Regions from separate parts of the Homo sapiens genome. Here all the other regions are linked to region 3. A link is a contact called in ENCODE Hi-C or POLR2A ChIA-PET data. All regions are on one chromosome and are shown on one strand. The core of a region is the stretch at or near the end of the contact, and the rest is flanking DNA. Distances in the headings are between cores, read along the strand shown.

Evidence for each region. Hi-C counts contacts between places; a loop is a spot of excess contacts on that map. ChIA-PET counts read pairs that join two places held with the same protein, here RNA polymerase II (POLR2A). Pooled maps may share reads with other maps.
Region 1: a loop to region 3 is called in a pooled map, with 5 times the contacts of the local background. The contact joins the promoter of PTOV1 here to the promoter of SNRNP70 in region 3. A Hi-C loop is called at or near these places in 6 of 50 pooled maps. POLR2A ChIA-PET finds 5 or more read pairs at or near these places in 2 of 52 experiments (GM12878 and activated CD4-positive, alpha-beta T cell).
Region 2: a loop to region 3 is called in a map of B cell, with 23 times the contacts of the local background. The contact joins the promoter of AKT1S1 here to the promoter of SNRNP70 in region 3. A Hi-C loop is called at or near these places in 1 of 168 maps with a recorded cell type or tissue (B cell) and 6 of 50 pooled maps. POLR2A ChIA-PET finds 5 or more read pairs at or near these places in 1 of 52 experiments (GM12878).

What each region holds. Positions count from the first base shown.
Region 1 is chr19:49,848,166-49,852,408 of GRCh38, forward strand. It overlaps PTOV1 (PTOV1 extended AT-hook containing adaptor protein), which reads left to right and starts at 2,994. Exons shown (of 12, transcript NM_001394010.1): 1 at 2,994-3,334. The coding sequence starts at 3,164. It overlaps PTOV1-AS1 (PTOV1 antisense RNA 1), which reads right to left and starts at 3,511. Exons shown (of 4, transcript NR_040037.1): 1 at 3,403-3,511. RefSeq lists enhancers at 812-891, 2,693-2,802 and silencers at 2,383-2,462, 2,903-3,192.
Region 2 is chr19:49,876,105-49,880,456 of GRCh38, forward strand. It overlaps AKT1S1 (AKT1 substrate 1), which reads right to left and starts at 1,251. Exons shown (of 5, transcript NM_001098633.4): 1 at 1,133-1,251. TBC1D17 (TBC1 domain family member 17) reads left to right here and starts at 1,598. Exons shown (of 17, transcript NM_024682.3): 1 at 1,598-1,640; 2 at 2,039-2,137; 3 at 2,394-2,468; 4 at 4,175-4,298. The coding sequence starts at 1,620. RefSeq lists enhancers at 1-831, 415-1,054, 1,235-1,574, 1,792-2,751 and a silencer at 1,795-2,084.
Region 3 is chr19:49,083,712-49,087,873 of GRCh38, forward strand. SNRNP70 (small nuclear ribonucleoprotein U1 subunit 70) reads left to right here and starts at 1,740. Exons shown (of 10, transcript NM_003089.6): 1 at 1,740-1,925; 2 at 2,694-2,850. The coding sequence starts at 2,704. RefSeq lists enhancers at 1,416-1,485, 1,836-1,925.

The DNA of each region.
Region 1 (4,243 bases), core at 1,744-4,243, 770 kb after region 3:
ACAGCCTCAATCTCCTGGACTCAAGAGATCCTCCCACCTCAGCCTCCTGAGTAGCTGGGACCACAGGTGCATGCCACCATGCCTAGAAAATTATTGTTGTTTTTGTAGAGGTGGGAGTCTCACTGTGTTGCCCAGGCTGGTCTCGAGCTCCTGGGCTCAAGCAATCTTCCCACCTCAGCCTCCCAATGTGTTGGGATTACGGGCATGAGCCACTGCGCCCAGTAGAACATCACATTCTTGTATAAGCTCCACCCACAAACCACAATGAGTCATTTTTTTAAGTGGCTTGAGAACCTAAAGACATTTATGAAACAAACTGGGGGCTGAGTCTTCCTAGGTTTTTATAAGCTTTTTCATTAAATAATTTACAGTTGCTTTACTTGTACCTAACTTGGCAGCATTTTTTTTTTTTTAAGAGATGGAGTCTTGCTTTGTTGCTCAGGCTGGAGTTGCAGTGGTGAGATCTCAGCTCACTGCAACCTCCACCCCCTGGGTTCAATCGATTCTCCTGCCTTAGCCTCCAGAGTAGCTGGGACTACAGGCATACACCACCATGCCCGGTTAACTTTTGTATTTTTAGTGGAGACGGTGTTTCACCATGTTGGCCAGACTGGTCTTGAACTCCTGACCTGAAGTGATCTGCCCACCTCGGCTTCCCAAAGTGCAGAATTACAGGTGTGAGCCACCACGCCTGGCATGTTTTTCTTTTAACAACTCCCTTTTAGTCTTTCCAAAGCAAGCAATCTGGTTTGTGTATAAACAACTGTCTTGCATTAATTTCATTAGTTTGATAGTAAATTAAACAAGAACTTCTGGCATAAACAGGTTTGGATCAAACAGCTACCTTTCAGGAAGTAAACAGCTTGAGAGATGGAAGTGGAATTGCTTAGTCATAATAGTAGCCTGCTAGCCCCAGCAGTGGGCTTCACAGATGAAAAGGAAAGTGTCTTTCAAGTTGGTGGACCGAGTTAAGTGAGATGGTTTCAGAGAGTTTTGTTGCAGTATTACTGATAGAATTTCAGCCTACATTTTCATTTCACTTTCTGACATGAGTTCCCATTTTGCTCACTCTGGAGTACACCCTGGTATACCGCTCTCCATGCTTATACAATTCAGGGCATTCAAACTCACGTGTGTCCTGATGGGTTCTGAGGGATGGGAAGGCATTAACAGGTAGAGAACAGGAAGGATGGGAGAGAGATTTTTTGGGGGGCGGCAGCAGGGGCCACAGTACCAAGTTTGGATTTAATTCTAAAGGCACTGGGAAGCCATTGGATGGTTTTGATTATTGTAGTGACAGAGAAGGCAGCAAGAGTTAGGAGACGTCACCCAGGCAAGAGATCTTGATGGTTTGGACCAACAAGAATGGGGAGAAGTGAGGATTCCGGGAGATTAAAGCAGCTCCTGTTTTTTCTCCTTCCTGCTGCCAGGTTGTCCTCACATGGGTGATTGACAGGGCATTGGAGGTACCTGTTGATAACTAACTTGCAGTTTGTGTTCAGGGAGCACTGACTCCGTTTGGCCACAATGCAGGTTGGATTTGGGGTTTAAGGCTGGGCTCCAGTCAGCCCTCGGGAGCCCCTGGGCAGGAAAACATGGACAGGCCTACGGGTTCTTCTGCCATTTCACTGGCCACTCCTCCGTGTCCTTTGCTGGTTGCTTCTCATTGTCGTGACTGCTAAAGGGATGAGTGTCCCAGTCTCTTTGTGAGCTCATCCAGTCTCCATTCAAACACTGATGACTCCCGAATTTCTCTCTCCAGGCTATGACATCAATATCTATCTACATTGTTTAGTCAACATCCGAAACAGAAGTAGGGACTCCGTCTCTAACCTCCTACAGCTGTGTCTATTTCTCCTCTCTACCTTCACTCGACTCCGCCCACACTGGCTCCCTTTTATTCCTTCTACTTTCAGGATTTGTCTTTGCTGTTCTGTCCTCTTTGCACACTTTTCCAGCCATCTGGAATGGCAGGTTGCTCACAGGTCGTTTTCTTGACTTCCCTTGCTTGCTAACTTTACCTCGCTATGGTCATATCCCATCGCCCTGTGGATGTGCGCTAGTTAACACTTAGCACAGCCTGTGATTATGTCTCTCCCCAGTGGACCGTGGGGCCTGTGAGGGACGTGGTCTGATTCGGTCGTCGCCGAGCACAGAACTGGACAGGGTACTCATAACAGATTTTTGTTGTTGTTTTTAAAGAAAAGCTAACATTTGAGTAGTGACTGCGCCAAGCAGTCAAGCACAGCCCCTCGGGCTCGATCCCCATAACCACTCTAGGGTTAGGTATTACCCACGTTTAAGGAACAAAAATCGAGGGAAAAATCTTATACAACTACTAGTAAGTAGTCATTCCATTTTAGCAGAGCGAATGAGCGAATCCACGGAAGGCCGGGGAGCGACGTGAGTGGCGAGAAGCTTGGAGTCGCCAGGGACGGCGGGCGGAGCCTGGGCGCCGGGGCTAATGGGCGGAGCCTCCAGGGACAGCTGGCCCCGCCCAGGCCGCGCGGGGCCCGCTGGGAGTTGGAGTCCCTTGCCCACCTCGCCACGTCACCGACTGCAAACCTTCAGCTGTCTCAGGCTCGGGTGCAATCCGTACCCTCAGTGGGTTCCCTTTCAGTGGGTTCCTTTGTCCCCAGGCCCATTATTCCGTCCTCCCCTCTTCCCTGATGTATTTTGGCGCGGTCTCCTGGCTCTGCGGGCCCAGGGCTCCGGATGAGGTCTCCCGCCGTCCCGACCCCCGCAAGGGGCCAGCTTGGTGTCGCCTTCGTTCTTCTGCCACCCCATTCGGTAGGGGCTCCCGTTCCCGCCACGCCCCCTGAAGTTGTGGCTCGCGCGTCTTCCCAGGACTCCCCCGCGCCGGAGAGGCCCGCAGGACCGCCGAGCCCACACTCCGCTCCCGCCCGGGCCCCGCTCCCCCGCGCCGCCTTGGTACGCTCCGGCCACGCCCCCTCGGACGCGCTTGGTACGCGCCGGGCTCCCCCGCTCGCCTCAGTGGTTCGGCCGCGGCGACCCCACTCCGGCGGCGCGTCCCCCGAGCTTGGTACGGCTCAGCCCGTCTCCCCCGAAGCCGCGCGCCCGCGCCCGCGCCCCTCAGTCGGTGGAGCCCGCAGCCCCCCTTGTGGCCCGCGGCAGCTCCCCGCCCGCTCGGCCCGCGCCCGCCATGGTCCGTCCGCGCCGTGCCCCGTACCGCTCCGGCGCCGGGGGCCCCCTCGGGGGTCGCGGCCGCCCTCCGCGGCCCCTCGTGGTGCGCGCCGTCCGCTCGCGCTCCTGGCCTGCCAGCCCCCGAGGCCCGCAGCCTCCGCGGATCCGGGCCCGCTCGGCCCCTCCCATGGTGAGCCCCCCGCCCTTTTTCCAGAGCCTTCCACGGCCCCGCCCCCCCAGCCCCTATCCCGGGCTCACGCCTTTGTCCGCAGCCCCCGCCGCTCCGGGGTGTCCCCTGTGGCCCGAAGGGTGGTCCCGCCCGGGGCCGGGTTCCCCCGTGGAGCACCCGGTGGTTCGCGCCGCGCTCTCCCCTTTGTTGCGCGTTCGGGCCGGGGTGGGGGGTTGGGGGACGGGGGCGGGGCGGGCTCATATTACTGCTGACTCCGCGGCCCGATTTAAACGCGGGCTGGGGGCGGCAGACAGGCAGCCGGCACGCTCGCTTGTTTTTCCTATTGGAGAGTTGCTCGCTCTCCGGGCAGGAAACCTGGAAATGGGGGCGGTTTTGGGGGACAGCGGCGAGGGAGGGGCCCGCGCTTTGTACCAGCGCCCCCAGATGTCGCACCCGTGGGCGTTCTCCCCTGGCGGCCGCTCCGTGCCCGTGGAGTGCGCACCTAGAATACGCGCCCGCGCCCACATGTGGGATGCTTTGATGGACTGCCGTGAGCCCAGACCTTAAACGTAAACATTCAGCTTCGCAGGTACTTTGGGCTGCACACGCTTCTCCGGACCCAAAAGATGCACATGCTTTTCAGAAACCGTAAGGTTTACCTGGGGCTGTAAAACCGCACATCGCGACTTTGCACCGTGCACACGCTTGCCCCGATGTGAGATTTCCCCTGGGTTCGCGCTCGGGTCCGCTTCTTAAATACACTGCCTCAGCGGTGTGGATGGCACAGAGCTGTGGCAGCCCTACTGAAACCTTAAACAGGCTTCCTGGGGTCATAAACATGGATACCGAGACTTAGATCACCTCCCACAACTTAAACGTACCCCTTCACTCCACTGCCTTCGCCCCTTCCTGCAGCATTCGCATCTAGTT
Region 2 (4,352 bases), core at 1-2,500, 790 kb after region 3:
CCCACACCCCAAGATGTGAGGAACCTGAGCATGAACGCGGTAGCCATGGGGTGAGCGCCTGGGGCCACGCTCAGCTGCCCCGAGACCTCCCAACCTCGCCCGGGGTCCAGGGAGGACCCACTGGTCTAGGAAGAAAACAGGAAATCCCGCCCAGACGGAGGCCAGGACCGGAAGTCCCGCCTTTGGACGGGTGAGGGGCGCCCCGAGGCCCCCCAAACCATCCCCCGACCCCGTGGACGTGGTCCACGGCCCAGGTAGAGATCCCAGGCGCTCTGGAACCGCAAGGTGAGACTGTCTACGATTTGCCTCAGGTCTGACAGGACGATTCCCACGGGCGACCCCCTTCCAGCGCTCAGCAAAGGATCGCTGGCAGACCTCTGCCCTCTGATCTGTGCAGGCCATACCCCTCCCGTGAGCCGCTCGCCCTCCCAGCGCCCCGCTGCCTCAGGACGGCCAAATCCTCCCCACACCGCGGTTAACAACGCCGCCTCCACTCACGTGCCCGTAGCCAGCATGGCCGGCCCGGCGCCGTCACCGCCCTCAAAAGACATGGCGGCGCCTTGCGTCACGTCCGCGCAGTTGCCCCGCCTCCTCTCCGCACACTCCGCCTCCCTTATCGGGGCCGCCCGAGATCAAGATGGCGGCCACAGGGGCTTCATCCGAACCAGTTGACAAGGGTGACGACAGCTTGCCCCTAAGAAAAATGGCCCCGCCTAGAGCATTTCCATTTGCCCCCAACAATAATGGCCGTCCTCATATGCTCAATCATGACCACAGTAAACGAAGGCAAGCGACCTGACGTCCCTGACCCACAATAAACTTCTTCGACAAAAGTAGAGGAAATCGGTGCTCGTTAACAACATGGCAGCCAACCGGGCTTAATCAGCCCATAGTGTATATTGGCTCTCCCTCCCTCCAACCTGCTCCCATTCGGCACGAAGGCTGGCAAAGATCCAACACGGCAGCATTTCTTGCTTCGGTTTGCCAGGCTTCAAAATGGCGGCTCAGCCCGCTTTCTCGCGACGGTGACTCAGAAATTCGTCCGGGGCCGCTTCGTTTCTGGGGGCACTGACGGCTTCATCCCGTTATCCTGAGTCCCTCAGTGCCTCTTGTGGTGTACAGCTCCTCTCACCTCCTCTTCTCTTATCCGTTCGGCTCTTCCAGCTGTCGCGCCCCGCAGAGAGATGGGACAGCCCCGTATTAACATGGCCTTAGCTGACCGGCTTAGGCCATGCCCTCGAGCAAAATGGTACCTCCTTGGCTTCAATTCCAGTATACAATATGGAGAAGGAAGTGGGCGTTTCAAGGCGTGCTTGCCCCAGGTGGTGCAGCTCTCAGACCCTCCCACTTGTTTACTTCGTGGCGAGAGGGCGAACACTGCGCCTGCGCACTCTCCGTAGCCGGATCCACCTTCAGCGTCTGCGCCACGTGACTCCGATCCACCCTCGAGGTTCCAGTGGAATAACCCCCTTCTGAAAAATGGTTTCACCCGCTCCTTCTCTAGAACGGGTCGGGCCGCTACCACTGTCCGGCCCGGAGGGGAACTGTTTTCTCCGGAAGTGACAACACGCTGACTAGGAAAAGGAGGAGGCGGGGCAGTGGGGCCTTCGGCGGCGACTATGGAAGGAGCCGGCTACAGGGTAAGCACTGAGGACGCATTCCCTCGCTTCAGTGTATGCGAAACGCCCCGTCTAGTGATCAGCTCTTCTCTCAGGCCTTGGCTCTCGAGAATCCGGCACGGCCTTGGCAAACACCGATCTCTTATAAACGCGCCGTCACCCTCCCGTCCACCGCCCCAGGGAAGAACCTCCCATGGCCCCGCCCCCCCGGCTCAGGCGACTCCTTGAGCCCTGCCCCCTGTGGAACGCACGTCAGCATCCGAACGCGGGCTGGACCATTCTCCCCGCCTTGGTCCCGGGGCAATGGCCCTCCCGGCCCCGCCCCCTGAGGGTGGCTCCTCCCTGGGCCCGTCCCTATTGGCTCCCCAGGCTGGTCCCCTCGCTTGGGCCCCAGCCCTCGCTGGTTCCCCCCAACTCAGGTGGTGTTTGAGAAGGGCGGAGTGTACCTGCACACCAGCGCTAAGAAGTATCAGGACCGAGACTCTCTCATCGCTGGTGTCATCCGTGTCGTGGAAAAGGTGCGCTGGGAGGGAGCAGGGCTCGGACCCGCTCCGAGCGGGATGCAGGCGGTCTGGGATGCAGGCGGCAGCTGTAGGAGTTTGGTCTGGCGGTCAGCAGTGGGACCTGAAGAAGGCTGGGTGTGGGAACTGGAATGAGGGGCGGGACTTTGAAAGGCTGAGGGTAGAAACTGGGAAAGTTTGGAAATTTGCAACGGAAAGTTTTGGGAATGTGGTTTGGGGAGCGCCTCTAACCCCGCCTCCCTCCTTACCCTAGGACAATGACGTCCTCCTGCACTGGGCTCCTGTAGAGGAGGCTGGAGATTCCACCCAAATCCTCTTCTCCAAGAAGGTAGGCTCCACCCGCTTTGCCCTTCTCCACTCGCTTTTTTTCTAGGTCCGTGCTGTTGTAAGTCATTTGAGGGACCTGCGTACAATCCCAGACCTACTCGTGGGGCATGTGTGACCCTGTTTAGGCTTGGGTACTCTGCCTCTCCTTTTGCTCCTCTCTGTGAAATGGGCAGAGGATGCCCATTCAAGGAAAAAGAGCAGGGAGCATAAGACGCACGGTCGTGGGGACGGCTGACCCCTCTCTCCCTTTGCTTCTTGGGAGATCCCTGCCAGGGTGCAAGATGTGGATTCGAGTTGCTTGAAGGGAAATGGCATTTCCTCTGGTGCCAGAGGACAGGGCCTGACAGCCTACTCACCCACTTCGTCACTGCTCCCGGCTTTCCCTTCGTTATGTCTCCTGGGACTTCCCATGGCTGGACCCCGTCCTGGGCAATTCTGAGACCCAGAGATAAGTCAGATCCAGACCCACCTAAGCCCTGACCCTTACTCACTTTTTGAGAAACTGATAGATGAGGTCGAAAACGCTAGGAAGTGTTGGAACTTTTTGCACCCAGACAGTCTGATTCCAGATCCCCAACGCTTCCTGGGAGAGCAGACATTTGAGCTGGGACTCCCAGGATATGAAAGGACAAGAAGGTATTTCAGGGACAGCAGAACAACCTTCAAGGCACACGGAGAAGTTGGATGCCTCTGTAGGGGGGTTCTTTAGTGGGGAATGAGACCTCCATTGGAGCTGATGAGTTCCACCCAGGGGCCGGAAGTCAGTCGGCACCCACAGAGCTAGTGACGAGACACTGGAAGGCTGAGCTGACCACCTGCGCTGCCCCAGGGCAGGAGGATGAAGATGAAGATGAAGATGACTCTCCACCTTGCTCCACAGCCAAACACAGCCAAGGCACCAGGAAGTTGCGTTACATCACTTCCGCTTTCCAGGTTGGCCTGCATCTGGTTGGTAGAATTTGTCCTGTGTCCTGGATTCCAGCTGCAAAGAAACCTGGGAAATGTAGTGTGTTTTTTTTGTTGTTGTTATTGTTTTTTTTTTTTTTTTTTGACAGTCTCACTGTCTCAAAAGAGTGCAAAGTGGTATCTTATTGTGGTTTTGGTTTGTATTTACCTGGTGAGTACAACAGTGTCCATTGAGCACTCCGCAGCCTGACTGCAGAGCCACCTGCTGTGTAGCATGGACCTCCCCATGCAGTGGGAGACATGGGGTCAAGTCCTGGCTCGCTCTCTGGCTGCATTGGGTGACCCTGAGCAAGTGCTGTACTTTCTTTTTTCTTTTTTTTTTTTTTTTTTTAATGAGACAGAATTTGCTCTTGTTGCCCAGGCTGGAGTGCAATGGCGCCATCTCAGCTCACTGCAACCTCCGCCTCCCAGGTTCAAGCGATTTTCCTTTCTCACCCTCCCGAGTAGCTGGGATTACAGGCATGCGCCACCATGCCTGGCTAATTTTTTTGTATTTTTTTAGTAGAAACGAGGTTTCTCCATATTGGTCAGGCTGGTCTCGAACTCCCGACCTCAGGTGATCCGCCCGCCTCAGCCTCCCAAAGTGCTGGGATTACAGGCGTGAGCCACCGCACCCGGCCTGCTGTACCTTCTTTGTGCCTCAGTTTCCCTCTTTATTCAATGGGGCTATCTTCCAGGGTAGCCTCGAGGCTAAGATCTGAATCCATGGCCCCTTACTGTCTGCTCCTTTCCTCTCCTAAGGACTCCAGTGGGGGTGACTCATGTGCTTCTGAGGAGGAACCAACCTTTGACCCCGGCTATGAACCTGACTGGGCTGTCATCAGCACTGTGCGGCCACAGCTCTGCCACTCAGAGCCCACGAGAGGTAGGCTGAGGTGGCGGCCCTTGAGAAGCACGTGTGGGCCAGGTAGGACACATC
Region 3 (4,162 bases), core at 490-2,989:
TCAGGTGATCCGCCCACCTCGGCCTCCCAAAGTGCTGGGATTACAGGTGTGAGCCACCACACCCAGCCCTTTTCTTTCTTTTTTTTTTTTTTTTTTTGAGACGGAGTCTCGCTCTGTCGCCCAGGCTGGAGTCTAGTGGCACAATCTTGGCTCACTGCAGCCTCAACTTTCTCGGCTCAAACGATCCTCCCACTTCTTTTTTTTATTTGAGACGGAGTTTTGCTCTTGTCTCCCAGGCTGGAGTGCAATGGTGCCATCTTGGCTCACCACAACCTCTGCCTCCCAGGTTCAAGTGATTCTCCTGCCTCAGCCTCTCAAGTAGCTGGGATTATAGGCATGTGCCACCATGCCCAGCTAATTTTGTATTTTTAGTAGAGACGGGGTTTCTCCATGTTGATCAGTCTGGTCTCGAACTATTGACCTCAGGTGATCTGCCCGCCTTGGCCTCCCAAAGTGCTGGGATTACAGGCGTGAGCACTGCACTCGGCCTTTTTCTTGAAACATAAAATTAGTCATTTTAATTTGCAATAATTTCTGTAGTTATTAAACAGGCTATTGAATCCATCCACAAAACTTAAGATACAATACTTAAGAACAGGGCTCTAAATAACAAGTGCCAGCTCTCTGATCTCATGGCCAACAACCTGAGATTCCTGCCATCTGGTCTCAGTTCAGGACCTTTGCACTTACTGTTAAACACCGCCCCCCCGGCCCCACCCCAGATCTCGCTTCTATCTGTCCTTTATTCAAATGTTACCTCTTCAGAGGGGCCTTCCATTATCACCCTTTCTAAAACAGCCTCGCTCTCACTTCCCATCCCTTTATTCTGCTCCATCGTTCTTCATTATGCTGGCCACTATCTCAAATTATCTTTTATTATTTATTTATTTATTTACTTTTGAGACGGAGTCGCTCTGTCGCCCAGGCTGGAGTGCAATGGCACGACCTCGGCTCACTGCAACCTCCGCCTCCCGAGTTCAAGCGATTCTCCCGCCTCAGCCTCCAGAGTAACCGGGCTTACAGGCGCGCACGGCCACGCCCGGCTAATTTTTGTATTTTTAGTAGAGACGGGCTTTCACCATGTTGGTCAGGTTGGTCTCACACTCCTGACCTCAGGTGATCTGCCCGCCTCAGCCTCCCAAAAGTTCTGGGATTACAGGCGTGATCCACCGCGCCTGGCCTCAAATTATCTTTATTCAGTTAAATGCTTTTATTGTCTCTCCCAGTACAATGTAAGCCCTAGCAGCAGAAGACTTTGCTTTAATCACGTGCTGTACCCCCAAAGCCCAGACAGTGCCTAGCACACACGAGATGCTCGATGAATAGTTATTGATTGAATAGATTAGACATCAACGCAATCAGGCTGTTCACCTAGGGACTCTTTGCTAGGCGGCGGAGAGGTACGTTACAGTTCTCTACGCAAAACGCATGCGCGAAAGATCCGGGAAGTGTGATCGGAAAGGGGCGGAGCATCAGGGAGAGTCTCGCGGACATAGGCGGTTCGGCGCGGAAAGCGGGAGGTGGAGGGGCGGCTTGGGGCAAGCGCGCGCGCGCAGTGCAGAAGCCAGCCCCCCGCGGCTGAGGTACTCAAGGTGCCCAAAGGCGGGGTAGTGACCTCGCGCGTGCGCTGTGCCCGCGGCAGCGCCGGGTCCTAGTGTGTGGGTTGTTGTTGGCACCGCACGGCGCGTGCGCAGTGAGGACGGCGGAGGGATTTGCGGCCGGGACCCACCCCCTGCTCCAGTCGCTATCGGAGGCCGCGCGGGTGGCTGAGCAGCGGCCTGGTGCGCTCGCTTAGCGGGCGACGGAATCAGACGGACGTGGACGCCCCCGGAGTGGAAGCCGAAGCAGGAGTTGTTGTTGCTGAGGGGCTGCCGCAGCCGCCGCGAGCCTCCGGACAGACGCCAGAGCGAGGAGGGCGCTACGCGGTGAGTGAGTGTGACTGAGTGGCCCGACGGGGTGCGGGGCCGCTACCCAGAAGCCCCAGCGGTGGGCCCGGTCCTCTTCCCCGCGGCCAGGCCCCTTTCCCGCGTCCCCGCCACAGGTCCCTTCTGCATCCCTTTCCCGGACCCCGAAATCTCTGGGCACCCACGCCCGCTTCCCACAGCGCCCTCGTGGTTCCCTACCCACAGGCCCTTGCGGTGTGTGGCCTTTTTTCTTTTTCGTTTGTCTATGTTGTCCTGGACCCTTACCCATAATTCCTTTCGCTTTTTGCGGGGTCCAGGTCTGTTACCCACAAGCACTTGGTTTTGGGGCTTCGCTCCTTATGTTTCTCTTTCTTTGCTTGGAAACTTCCGATCCCCAGGACCCTGCAAACTGCATCTCGTAATTTGCCCTCCACGGCACGGGACGAGCAGCCACAGCTGCTCTGGGCCTCCCTCCTCGGGTCCTTGATTTCCCCAGAAATTCCCAGGGAACCTCTCCGCCCCACAGCTCGTGTCAGAGGACTCTGAGACTTCACTCTTCAGGAACCCTTTTCCAGCCGTTATTTTTGTTTTCTTTACCGGCCTTTCACCTCCACCCCCACCAAGACGTACCCTTTTCTCCGCAACACAGGACTGTTCTCTGCCCTTACAGAGCCTGTTTTAATTCCGAGACTTTTCTCCTGTCTTTCTTATTTTGAGAGTCAAGGAGTAACAGGGGCTTTCTCTGTGCAGACCCGATCTAACCTAAGGCTGTCCTGCTTCTGCTCTCAGACTTGGCAAGATGACCCAGTTCCTGCCGCCCAACCTTCTGGCCCTCTTTGCCCCCCGTGACCCTATTCCATACCTGCCACCCCTGGAGAAACTGCCACATGAAAAACACCACAATCAACCTTATTGTGGCATTGCGCCGTACATTCGAGAGTTTGAGGTGAGTTCACTGAGCAGGCCAGGAATGGTTTGGGTTCTGGGGAGCAACGGGTTGGATTTGCGAGTCCAGCTTCTGGCCATTTTGCCAGCTGCGTGATTTAAGCGAGGGGCTTAACCTTTGTGATCCTCAGTTTCTCTGTTTTAAATGGGGTTGGAGCCGGGTGTCGGGTGTGGTCGAGTGCGTCTGTAGTCTCAGCTACTCAGGAGGCTGAGGTGGGAGGATTGCTTGAGCCCAGGAGTCGGAGGCTGGAGTGCTTTGTGATTGTGCCACTATACTCCGGCCTGGGTGACAGAGCAGGACTTCGTCTCTCAAAAAAAAAATTTTTTTTTTAAGTGGGGTTGTGGCCCGGTACGGTGGCTCACGCCTGTAATCCCAGTACTTTGGGAGACCGAGGCAGGCGGATCACTTGAGGTGAGGAGTTGAAGACCAGCCTGGCCAACATGGTGAAACCACGTCTCTGCTAAAAATAACAAAAATTAGCCGGACATGGTGCCTGTAATTCCAGCTACTTGGGAGGCTGAGGCACGGGAATCACTTGAACCCAGGAGGCGGAGGTTGCAATGAGCCGAGATCGCGCCACTGCACTCCATCCTGAGCAACAGAACAAGACTGTCTCAAAAAAAAAAAAAAAAAAAAAGTGGGGTTGATAGTACACCTTTTGTAGAATTTTTGTGAAAATTCAGTGAGTAGTGGTTGAGGATTCATGCCTAACCCACACCATTTATCAGCTCTGACTTTGGGCAAATGTTGTATCCTCTTAATGCATTGGTTTCTTTATCTTTAGCAAGGGGATAGTGGTAGCACCCTTATAATGTTGGTGGAGAATTAAATGGCAAACTGTATGTCAGGGGGCTTGGCACCAAGCAGTCAGCACATGTCAGCCTTTGTTACTCTGTTTACTACTTTTATTGTTAATAAGATGATGTTCATAAAGGCTTAGCACCCAGTATTGAGTATTGGAGGGCTTAAAACTGCAGATGGGGATCTTAGCTCTGCACCTTTGGGATAAATAGGAATGAATGACTTAGGCTCCTGGACCTCTGTGTTTTTATTTGTGAAATGGGATGACAAGGGTCATCTCTTAGGTGCATCAGAGCACACCTGAGAAAAGCTGGCACACAGTCGGAAGTTACAAGAAGAACGTTCTAGCATTGGGTAGGTAAGGGCAGCTGGAGGCGAGGGAGTTGCAGAGCAGAATTTCGTAGATAACAGAAAGGTATGTCTTCAGTGGGATTTGCCACCCTTGGTGAACCCGCACTTGAGAGATATTACTGGCCAATTAACTTAATGGGCACAGGCGGGTGGTAGGTGC